Linked DNA regions of Mus musculus: region 1 is linked to region 2. Evidence: chromatin contacts called from ENCODE Hi-C or POLR2A ChIA-PET data. All regions are on one chromosome and are shown on one strand. Each heading gives the region's core, a stretch centred on a gene start or an enhancer-like site at or near the end of the contact. The rest is flanking DNA. Distances are from core to core; before and after follow the strand shown.

Region 1 (5,429 bases), core at 1,810-4,309, 37 kb before region 2:
CCCAGGACTTCCCTGTGAACTAAAATAACAAAATAAGTTTTGCCTTGCAGAGAATGAACGCTGTTTGGACCAACGTCAGAATTCATCACAGGAAAGGCAAGCGTCTACAAGTTCAGCAGACCCTGACAACGGCCCACTGCTAGGAGACCCAAATGTTTAAGGGCTAAGCTGTTCTAATACTTCATCTGCTTGCCTCCTCCTTGCCCTTCTTCCCCCTCCACCTCTTCTCTCTCGGTTTTGCTCCCTTATTCCCCATTTTTCTCGTCATACTGAACTTTGAATAGTATTTGACTGTGCCTTATTTAAAGATTTTATATGCTTTTATATCCCAGCTATAAATTTTTCCTTATTTTTTCACAATAGGGAAGTATTTCTTTCTTTTTTGTTCTTTTTTTTTTTTTCTTATCACACTCTCCTTCCCTTTGCTTCTGGTTTTTTGAGACAAGCTTTCTTTGTGGAACCTTGGACCTTCTGGACCTTGCTCTGTAGACCAGGAGATGTGCTTGTCTCTACCTCCTAAGTGCTGGGATTAGAGGCATGTCCTACCACCACCTGGCTTTCTTCTTTTTTTCCCTTTAAAATAACAATCTGTTTCTTCTTTTCCTTTTATTATTTTATTAACCCTACTTCCTCTCTTTCCCTTACCTCTTCTGTAATCTCACTCATTTGCTGTTTTTCATTAAATCTGAATAATTTTTAACTTCATGTAACAGTGTATGTTAATTTTGCCAGTTTCTGGTGTATAAGTATTGGCGATGTGTTTGTGGAATTTATTTAATTTTAATGTGTTTCTCTAACTAGGTTGGCTTGGTGGTGTTAGGAGAGCAATCTGTCTTCTTGTTTTGAGTGGTACTTTTGAGTGGGTTGAGTCCTCACGAGTAGGCTGCTCATTGTGAAGACTTCCAAATAAAACTGGAAGGGCGATCCAAATCAACAGATGCACAAATTGCAATGGCAGCACCGCAAAAAATACAAAAAGGCTAGGTTACTATACGTCCTCCAAATAATCCTTTGACTACTGTGGTGGTTTGAATATGTTTGGCCCAGGGAGTGGCACTATTAGGAGGTATGGCCTATTTGAAGTGGGTGTGGCCTATTTGGAGTAGGTGTGGTCTTACTGGGTATATATATATATATATACCCAGTAAGACCAGATGATGTAATAACAGCTGACTATGAAAGGAAATCCCAGAATCCAGTAGTTGCTCAGTCTACAAGGCTTGATGTCTCAGCTGGTATTCAGTATCTGCTCAGATCCCAAGGAAGAAGGCTCTAATGCCAGTGAAGGAGTGGACTTGCCAGTGAGAGTGAAGGCAAAGAGCAAAGGCTTCCTTCTCCCGTGTATGCAGGCTTCCAGCAGAAGGTGTCCTTCAGATTAGATCTGAGCTAAAGATCCACATTAAAAGTGTGTCTTCCTACCTCAAAGGTCTAGATCCAAAGTAGATCTTCCCACTTCAAATTAAGCAGAAATCCCTTGCAGGAATGCTCTCTATTTTATGGTTTTAGTTAATTCCAAATGTAGTCAAATTGACAACCAAGAATAGCCATCACAGTACACAAACAAGATAAGTACACAATAAGAAAACTATAAACCCATTTTCCTGTTGAACAAAGATGTAAAAACGCAGTAGTAGAGCACATAAACAGACCTCCAGTCCTTGTGTTTGCAAGGCCAATGCTTTACACACTGACCCATCTCCTCAGCCCTCTCTTGGTTTTATTATATAGTTGTAAAAGGTTGGCAAACAATAACTTTTGCTTGCCATCAAGATTTCTCCTTTTTGTGGTGATAAGGCTCAGATTGTGAGCTGCATAAAAGATTGCATGATAGGAGACGGAGAGTCTGACATTCCTAGCTTCCATTGCAGCTACAAGTGGCTGCTTAGCTGGTTTCAGTTCAAAGGAATCCAAGCTGAAGGGTCATGTGTCATCTCTGGGAATCAGTCCTCAGATGCAACACGTGCATACTTGCCGTTGCCCTTCACCTCTGTTTATCCTCATGCCTGAAGCCCAAAACGGTTTCTGGAGTCATCTCTGAGATTGAGTCCCTTCAGAATTCAACACTGAAGCACACTGTCTGCTTTGTTACTGTTCCAGCCCTGAACGGCCAAAAGGACTTATGCTTAACAGAGAAATAAGCTTCTATTTACACTGTTATTTAAACACTGTTATTTAGAAGTTTTTTTTCACACATATTTAAACTTAATCTTAAGTATATAGGCTTATGAATTTTGCTATAGTTCAGCCTTTTCACTTAGCACAATATCATCTTTTATCACTAGGTAATCATTGTAGCCATAATTTTTAATGACTGCTTACAACTTCATCTCATAAATATGTAACAATGTATATAAACAACTTATAATCATTTGATGTTTTACTTAAACTTGATTCATTTATTTAGTTCTAAAAGCACTCTGTATTCAATGTACCCATTACTACTTGAAAAGGTATATCAAGATGATTATTTTTTTTTTGTCTATCTATATGTTCGATGATACCATTCAATGATCTTTGTATCTCTCTCTCTCATTTTTTTATTTCTTTCTTTTACTGACTTTAACCTGTTTAAAGTTCTTATAGAATTGACTTATGAGTTACACACTGTATTCAATTAACTTACGTATTATTATGCCAGTACTCAATTTATTTTACTTATGATACCCATGAAATGACCTGAGGGCAAATATATTAAAATATTTATAACTCTATTTTTAAACTCTGACCAGTCTATTTTATTCATGTATTTTACAGCTGCAGATTTCTTTGTAGAGTGAGTCTGTCTTTGAAAAGCAATGCCCCAAACAGCGATGCGTTGCTTTCTGTCTAACTGGTATTTATGTCAAAGCCCCATCAAATCCATTGTTTCATTTGAATCCTGAATTGTACTATTATGACATCATTCAGATTAGCCACATTCAGCTTCTCAGCCTCCTCAGATTGAAAACCAGAGGATTTTCAAAATGAACTTGACTTTGCTTCACTGAAATTGTTCTGCAATGCTCCTGAGGAGACAGCTGTCAACTCCGTTGGCTACAGCCCCAGTGCTGGCTTGCGCTTACAGACAGGGTTCTGCAGTCAGGTCAGAGCCGTTAGCCTCATGCTAACTATGGTTGCAGCTGTCTTTGGTCATGCTGAGCATGGTCCAGCACCGTCATCTATCAGAGCACTGTGCTGTGCCTGCCTTAAAAGCAGATCCCTGTAAAGTAGGACAAGTAACTGAAGCTTTGTAATCGTTCAGTATGGGGCCTCAACTCTCATCTTAACTCGATGGGATGTGCTTGGGAGAGGCGAGAAGTGCTTGTAGGAACAATAAATCATGAGAGAGGCATTCTACAGAGTTTATTTTAGCTTTTGCTCCTGACAAGAGAGTGGCATGCCACACTCAGAGTTCAACGGGTCCTCCGAGCAGAAGTTCTTCTGTCCTTCAAAAGATTTCTCTACTAGTGAGGTACGATTCAAGTGTGACTGGACAAAAAATGTAAGCAATTTCTAAGATAATGATTTTTTTTCAGGGAAGCTTAAGTGGCCACTAGACCAGATGGAGGTTTTCTATAACTAAGCCGTATCTGTAGAAATGTGCTGTATAATGTTATAAAGAGGATTTAAAATGGAAATCTTCTAAGGTTAGGTATATAGATAGCCTTTATAAATCTCATATGAGTCAACTTTTATATCAAGGCAGTGTAAGACAGGAAAGGGAGCTAGGAGAGACAGTGGCAGGATTGGAAAGACTGTCATCGAGGACGTCTGCGAGACAGTCCTAACTTAGGTCAGGCTACCTGTACAAGAGATTTCATGGAGACAACAGTTAAACCACACAGCAGAGAGGTCATTCAAAATGACTTTCCCAGTTTGGTGCCATCGGAACACACTGCCACAAACACGAACACATGTGCAGGGGAGCACACTTTCCATGCTTCTTGGTTAGGAAAATGCCAGTAAGTGCATTTCCACACAGCGGGGCTTCTCTGAGCCTTCAGGAGAGCAAATACATTGGTTGTCTCCAAGAAAGGCTCTAGACTGCAGCAATTTCTCAAATGTATTTGGCACCTAGTGGGGGATTCTATTTCTATCTCCTAGAATATGGAATATGGAACATAGACTATATATAATACAATATAGAATAGAGAAGAATAGAGAATATAGAACATAGAATATAGAATATATATATGATTTAGAAGAAAATAGAATATGGAATTGGAATGTAGAATGTGGAACACAGAATGTGGAATGTAGACTATAGAATGTGGAATATAAAATATAGAACTTAGAATCTAGGAGAGCTCAGAAGAAGTGCATGTTATTTTGCCTTTGAGGGTGGCACAGAATGTGTGCCAGGAGGGTGAAGGAATTCTTCCTTCTCTATAGTACTTCAGGCAAGAAGTTTAGGTCTGAACTGCAGTGCCTACATGAGATATTATCTCCTTGTGAGAAACTGCAATAGCCTTTTTTTTTTTTTTTTTTTTTTTTTAGATTTATTTATTCATTATATGTAAGTACACTGTAGCTGTCTTCAGAGACTCCAGATGAGGGCATCAGATCTCATTACAGATGGTTGTGAGCCACCATGTGGTTGCTGGGAATTGAACTCAGGACCTTCAGAAGAACAGTCAGCACCCTTAACCACTGAGCCATCTCGCCAGCCCTGCAATAGCCTTTTAACATCCAAAGAGAAAAACTCATCTGGAATCAGGGGGAAAGAACTAAGAATTCCATTACAAAGTTGCTAATTCACTCCGTTTGTAAAACCGTAGCATTTTAAACCTGAGAAAGATCTGAAAAGAACCCCACTTTAGCCAATTCTCGGACTTTACAATGAGAAAATTGAGTGGTTTGCCCAAGGTCATCCAATTAGTGGGAAGTCTAACGAAAGGCAAGACCTAGTTGTGATAACAGTCCTATCATGTTCTCATAAACCCTGCACAGCAGGCCACTTAGGGTTTTTTTTTTTTAAGCACATAAAAGGAAAACATGAAAGGTCTTCCTTTGCTAACCCTTCACCAAGCTCTCCTCTCAGAGATGACAGCTTCTGTTGCTTTTCCCTTTGGGAGTAAACGTGCACTATCCAACTAAGTTCCACGCTCGACTACTTCCCTATCAACCTTAGTCAGGACTCAGTAATCACTGACCATGTGCTGGCCTTGCACAATCTGAGTCTGCCTTCAAAGTGCTCAGTTGGTGAAGGACATAGCAGAGTCTGTGACAGGTGCCATGTCATAAGCTTAAGGAACTCAAGGTACCCCATGGCTTGAATTGTGAGAAATCAGGAGGTGAGGGGCTGTGTTTTCTAGGAGGTATAAAACCTTTAATGAGAGACTTTCAAAATGAAGTTCATTTTTATTTTTGTATATGTGTCTATGTGAGTGTATACCACTGTGTTTCCCCTTCAGAGAAGAAGAGGGGGCCGATTCCCTGGAACTAGTTAC
Region 2 (5,555 bases), core at 651-3,150:
TACACACACAATTCTACAAATGCTTACATGGAACTCTGGCTGTGGGGCCTACTCAGCTGAAAAGATGGAGCTGAGTTCCCTCTGTCAGCTCCTGGGAGGCGCAACACCCTCATTTCTGTGAATCCATACTCCAGTGTTTTTCATTTGTTTTGTTAGTTCCTCTTGATTCTTATCAGGTGACTGAGTGACACTCCGAGGGACCCATGGGTAAGTAGAAAGTACACACAAAAGTCAGATGGTGTTGAAAATTACTGGAGAGGATCCTTAGGCATGCACTTGTGTTATTTGGATAAGCGAAGAATGTGAGCGGAGAAAACACGGGTTTTAACATGATAAGCAGAGAATCCCACGGGGCAGAGGGAGGAAAAATCACAGTAGGGTGTCAAGTTTGTTGTAGATCCTCCTCTTTGAAGACAGACACTTTTTGTTGGATAGATAACGACCTAATCTCAACAGTTAAAGAGAACTTTCCTTGTGTTGAGCACTGTACTATGCCCTGGGGAACCCAAAATGAGCAAGGTCAAATCTCTGTTCTTTTAAGGATCACACGGTCCAGGAAGAAAAGACCACCAAAGAAAGAAAGTAGTAAAGATAATCACAGGAACTCAAAGGTTCTATGAAAGTAGAGAGGACAGAGTGTCTAGTTTATGGTGTGTGGGATGAGGCTGGCCTGTGAGCCAGTACTAGGAAGAAGTCATGAGCTGTCTTTGGGGATGGTAGGAGTTCATCTGGCTATGCAAGGGATGGATTTCAAGTGGGAGGAGCTATGGAAGCATAGCCTCAGAGCCTGTGGAATCTGTGTGGTGTGTGGATGTGGCAGAAGATAGAACAGCAGGTGAAGAGGTTGTGGAGTCTACTGCGGATTCTAGTCTACATACACAACCTATGAGGGTTTTTAGATACAGAAGAGGCACGCTGGGCTTCGATTGGGGGCCGGGGGAGGGTTGGCAGTTACATGGAACTCAAGCAGAAGTGAATCTAGAAAGCCATGGCTCTCAAGAGTGGCTAACAGTAGGATTTCTTTGACCAAGTAGTAGCAATAGACACAGATTTGTCACCCAGAATTAACAGGAAGAAATTGCTCTTCTATTTTCAGCCAAGCAGCTTAAACAGAGAAAGTTGGGTGCTTATTTGGAATGGAGAGAGATTGTTAACGAAACTGGGTTATACTGGGGTGGCCTTGTGCATCCTATGGAAGACCAGGCATAGCGACCATGTGGCCATTGTGGTTTTGTGCGGATGACTCTTTTGAACTGAATTCAGGAAATGACCTAAAAGTGACTTGTGCAATAAAATAATAAAAGAGGATACTGAGGTAGTCATCGTCAGAAAGCCCCGTTTGTGAATTTTGGATCATCCAATAGAAAGATCCCCAGAGTCAAACAAAAGTCTGGAATCCCAACCAGCTTTTGCCCCTCCAGTTTCCAACCCTGTGTGCATGGTACCACAGGCATCCCAGCACACAGGGGTTTCTACACTAGGGGAGACCTTAGAGACTATGGAAGTGGGAGATGGGTGAAGCAGGAGAAAACAAATAAAAGAGTGTTAGGACCACTCCAGCCACACTTCCTGACCCCCGGCCCGGGTAGCTTCCACCACCCACGCGGTCAAGCTCTACGGGGTGGGGACCACAGGACGTCAATCCCAAGTGCCCCGCCCCCTTCCGCGCCGGGCGGGGTCTCCGCGCGGCCGCCACGGGCGCACGCGAGGTCGCGCGGACAGGGCCAGGCCGCGGGTGCCGGGAGGTGGCCGGGCCACCCGCGCCGCCGCCCCCCAGCCTGACGCACGGAGGGCCGGGCAGCGATTTGCCGCGGGCCCGCCGCCCGGGCCGCTCCGCCCCCGGCCCGCCTCCCTCCCGCCTCGCCCAGCTCTCCGCCCGCCGCGCCGGCGTCCCCGCGTCGTCCCCAACGCCCGCCAGCCCGGCCCGCGCCAGCCAGGTGAGTGCGGCCGCGCGGGGCGGGGGGCGCAGGCCGCGCGGGACAGGGACGCGCGTGGCGCGGGCGGGAGGGCGGCGGCGGTTCCCCCACCCTGCTACGCCGCCGGCTGGTCCGCGCCCGCCGCAGACAAAGCGCCCGAGGTGCGAGCCCCGCGGGCCCTCCCCGCTCCCGCCGCCTCGGCCTCGGCCCGCACCCGTTGCGCCCGCGCCCTGGCGGGGTCCCTGGGCCCCGAATCCAGCAACAGGTTTGAGTGTCAGCCTGGATTCATGGGGTTCCACTCCCTCCCCGCGTGCGAGCATCCCAGGCAAGCCCCCGCGCCCCCGCATCCCGGCCCGCTCCTTTGTGTGTGCCGGTAGCTGCCGGTGCGGGACGCGGGCTGCAGGGCCGGAGCTCCGGGGTTGCCGTAGGGCTCGGCTTCTCCGGGGCCTGCGGGCGGGTCACAGCCCTCCAGTCACAGAGGGCCACAAAGGGAGGCCGGAGATACTTGGCCAGGGTGCGGGGACCTGAGATATCTAGTGTCCCTTAGAAAGAAGGACAGTCTCAGTATGCCCGGCTCTGGAGGGGATGGTGGGATTCACCCTGTCTGTGGCTGGGCATACAGACACTGACGACCCCTTGACTCTCCAGGCTTTGACACCTTCTCACACATGGCCCTCACCCAGAGAAGTTGGGAATTCTGCTGTGGGAATAACTAGACAGCTGCTGTTTGACAGGTCCTAGCTGTCTTTAGGTTTTGTCTGTATCCAGCATAACCCACCATGCCTGCCAGCAGTTTGACAATCTCTCACATTAACATTGTCATTCAGGGTACCCACCCCCCATGTTGGAAAATCCCTGTGGTTTTCTTTGGTTGAATCAATTTTATTTTATTTTTTTTAGGGGGGTGGATTTACCCCTATCAAGGAAGAAATCACAATAAAGAACAGTTATCTTTGTTTACAAACCTTGGGACTTGTCACACCTAGCTGGTTTCATTGGTATGCTATTTTAGTATAACAATACTAAATAGAAGGAAAATATCTTCCCTTTGCTTTAGGCAATAAAATACTTTCTTTGTTCTAGAACCAGGAAGCCTTTATACATAATACTTTTTTGTGGACAGAACTTGGTGGCTGCCTTTACCCTGTAACAATGACGACAACAAAACTCCAAAGGAATTACTAAGCATTTGCACATCTCTATTGATTGTTTTTATATCCCCAATTCCAGGAAATCATTTTGCTAAATATGTATTCAGACATCCCAGATCAATTTAACCTTAAACATTGGCCCTACTCTATGCTTTTAAAGTTTACCTGCATTTTAACCACTGTGAATGAGCCTTGGTCCATGGAAGAGATTAGGATGCAGTGATGGAAGCAGATTGCAGAACATACAAGGACAGAAAGAAGGGTCTACCTGGGTTTCAGTTGATTGACAGGTGCCTAAAGGTATTATAAACAGGCACTCTCACTAATGTAGTGGAGAAAAAAATCCCATTTTGATGTATGTATATGTATACACATATGTATTCTATAAGAATTCCCTTAGAACAAACACAGTTAATTTTGTTTTTTTTTTTTTTTTTTAAGGAACAAGATAATAGCAGATTTGTACAGTTTCTTTGGAATAAGTTCACTTTATTAAAAACACCATTCATGTGTAGTCTTTTATTTCCAAAAGCTTTTTTTTTTTTTTTTTTTTAGCTTTGGAAAGCAAACACAGTAATATCTTGGGGGGTGGGGTAGGAGTAGGCCGTTTACTAGTGTGCTGGTTAGTTTTGTTAACCGGACTTACCTGGGAAGAGGGACTCTTATTTAAGGAATTGTCTCTATCAAATGGTCGTACTGTATGTCTGTGGGGGCATTTTCTTGACCAATGATACGTATGGGAGGGCCCAGGCCACTGGGGGCTGATGTTGTTTCTGGGCTGGTGGTCTTGGCTTACTTAAGACAGCAAACAGAGCAAGCCATGGAAGCAAGCAGCTTCTGCTTCCGTTCCTGCCTCAAGTTCCTGCCCTGGTTACCCTGCTGGAAGGGAATTGCTGGTGGATTAGACCTTGTGAAGTGACATAAATCCTTTTCTCCCCGAGTTGGTCAGTGTTGTATTACAGTAGTAGAGGCCTATAGAATAGAAAAACAGGGTATTTCGAATAAAAGGAGAAAAAACTTAGATTCCTATAGTAGGCTTGTTTGGGATCTATCTCATGCCATAGAAGTCACTCTTACAGTGGAGGATTTTGTAGTTTTGTATTTTCATGAGATTATGTAAACATCACAGCCAAATCTAGGCAAGCACAACTGCTCCTTGTCTCTGTGGATTTATTTGTCTTTTTTGGGCATGCCCTATGTGGCCTTTAATTCCTTAACTTGTCATCAGTGTTCATCTATATTATAGTCTGCCATTTTCATAACAGAATAATATTCCACTGTATGGATATACCAAAATCTGTTAATTCAGCAGATGTGCGTTTGGGTTATTTTACATCAACTGTTGTGTAATGCTGTGGTATATACTCATCTTCAGATATTTTATGTATATATTTTCATTTCTCTTGGGACTCTACCTCTGTGTGGAATTCCCGGTCACATGGTGAAGACTGCGTTTTGAGGGACCATTAAACTGTTTCCCGTAGCTGCCGTACACTGGCATTCTCACCACTAATGTGTGAAGGTTCTGTTTTCTTCAGTTAATTTATTTTTGATGTGGTATTGGTGTTGATGCTCAGAATCTTACACATGCAGGCATTTTACCAGCTGAGCCACACCCCTGACCCGAGGGTTCCTCTTTTCCATAGTTTTACTGCTAATGTTTGTTTTATTTGATGAGCCCTGCCAGTCCTAATGGCTGTCAAGTGATGTGGTTTTTATTTGCATTTCACCTTATGTTTCTATTAGTATTTGCATGTTTTCTTTGAAGAATGTTTATAGTTTATGCCCGTGTGGGTATTTTCATATTTAATCTCTAAATTGCTCTAGCAGGTAGGTAGACTTTACGAGGTTTACTGGCAGGTGCCGAAAGAGTCTATGATTTGCTTGTTTTTAAACTTTACTCTTAGAGACAGAGTCTGCCTTTTGACTTGACTTCTTCCTGCATTCTTCTGCTCGATGAGGCATGCAGATGTTTCATTTTGCTTGGTTAATGAATGGCAAGATTGGGGGAAAACTTGAACCAGATTTAAGGGAGCAAGTGTATGAGCTTACTGCTTTGTTACCAGACTTTGTTATGTTCCTAAAGATAAATTGTTTCTCCCATCCTGATGGAGGAAAGTCATGGTGACCTTATGTTAGATGAGGAAACAGAGTATCTAGTTCTTCATGCCTATTTGATCCTATAGCCCTTGTTCATTCTTTCTGACAGTCAGCCTGTAAATTCGGTGGCTTCTATTTCCCCAATAATTTATTCCCTCTAGGGCTAAAAATAATTGAATGATTTTTTTCAAAAATAATCATATTTCTCTGTGTTAAACTGAAATTAAATTTTAGTTTGGAGGGTGCAGTTTCACTTTGAAGCTTTTATGCACTCCTTAAAATTGTAATATGTGGAGAATTTCCAACTCTGTAGACGCTAGGAGTGGCCCATATAGTATTTATTTTTCATTACAAGTCCATTGTGCAGTATGGTACCTGACCTGACACA

The links. Hi-C counts contacts between places; a loop is a spot of excess contacts on that map. ChIA-PET counts read pairs that join two places held with the same protein, here RNA polymerase II (POLR2A).
Region 1: a loop to region 2 is called in a map of left cerebral cortex, with 2.9 times the contacts of the local background. The contact joins the enhancer-like site here to the promoter of Sestd1 in region 2. A Hi-C loop is called at or near these places in 4 of 37 maps with a recorded cell type or tissue (T-helper 1 cell and left cerebral cortex). POLR2A ChIA-PET finds 5 or more read pairs at or near these places in 2 of 5 experiments (both embryonic stem cell).

Annotation. Positions count from the first base shown.
Region 1 is chr2:77,314,843-77,320,271 of GRCm38, reverse strand. Gm35317 (a long non-coding RNA gene) reads left to right here. Exons shown (of 4, transcript XR_866499.2): 4 at 51-551. Among named protein-coding and RNA genes, the nearest start is that of Gm35317, 6.4 kb to the left of the region's middle. Within about 2 kb of position 3,059, at least 2 of the 3 ENCODE cell types and tissues checked have a DNase peak (open chromatin) inside an H3K27ac peak, as active enhancers do.
Region 2 is chr2:77,276,937-77,282,491 of GRCm38, reverse strand. It overlaps Sestd1 (SEC14 and spectrin domains 1), which reads left to right and starts at 1,900. Exons shown (of 18, transcript NM_175465.6): 1 at 1,900-1,937.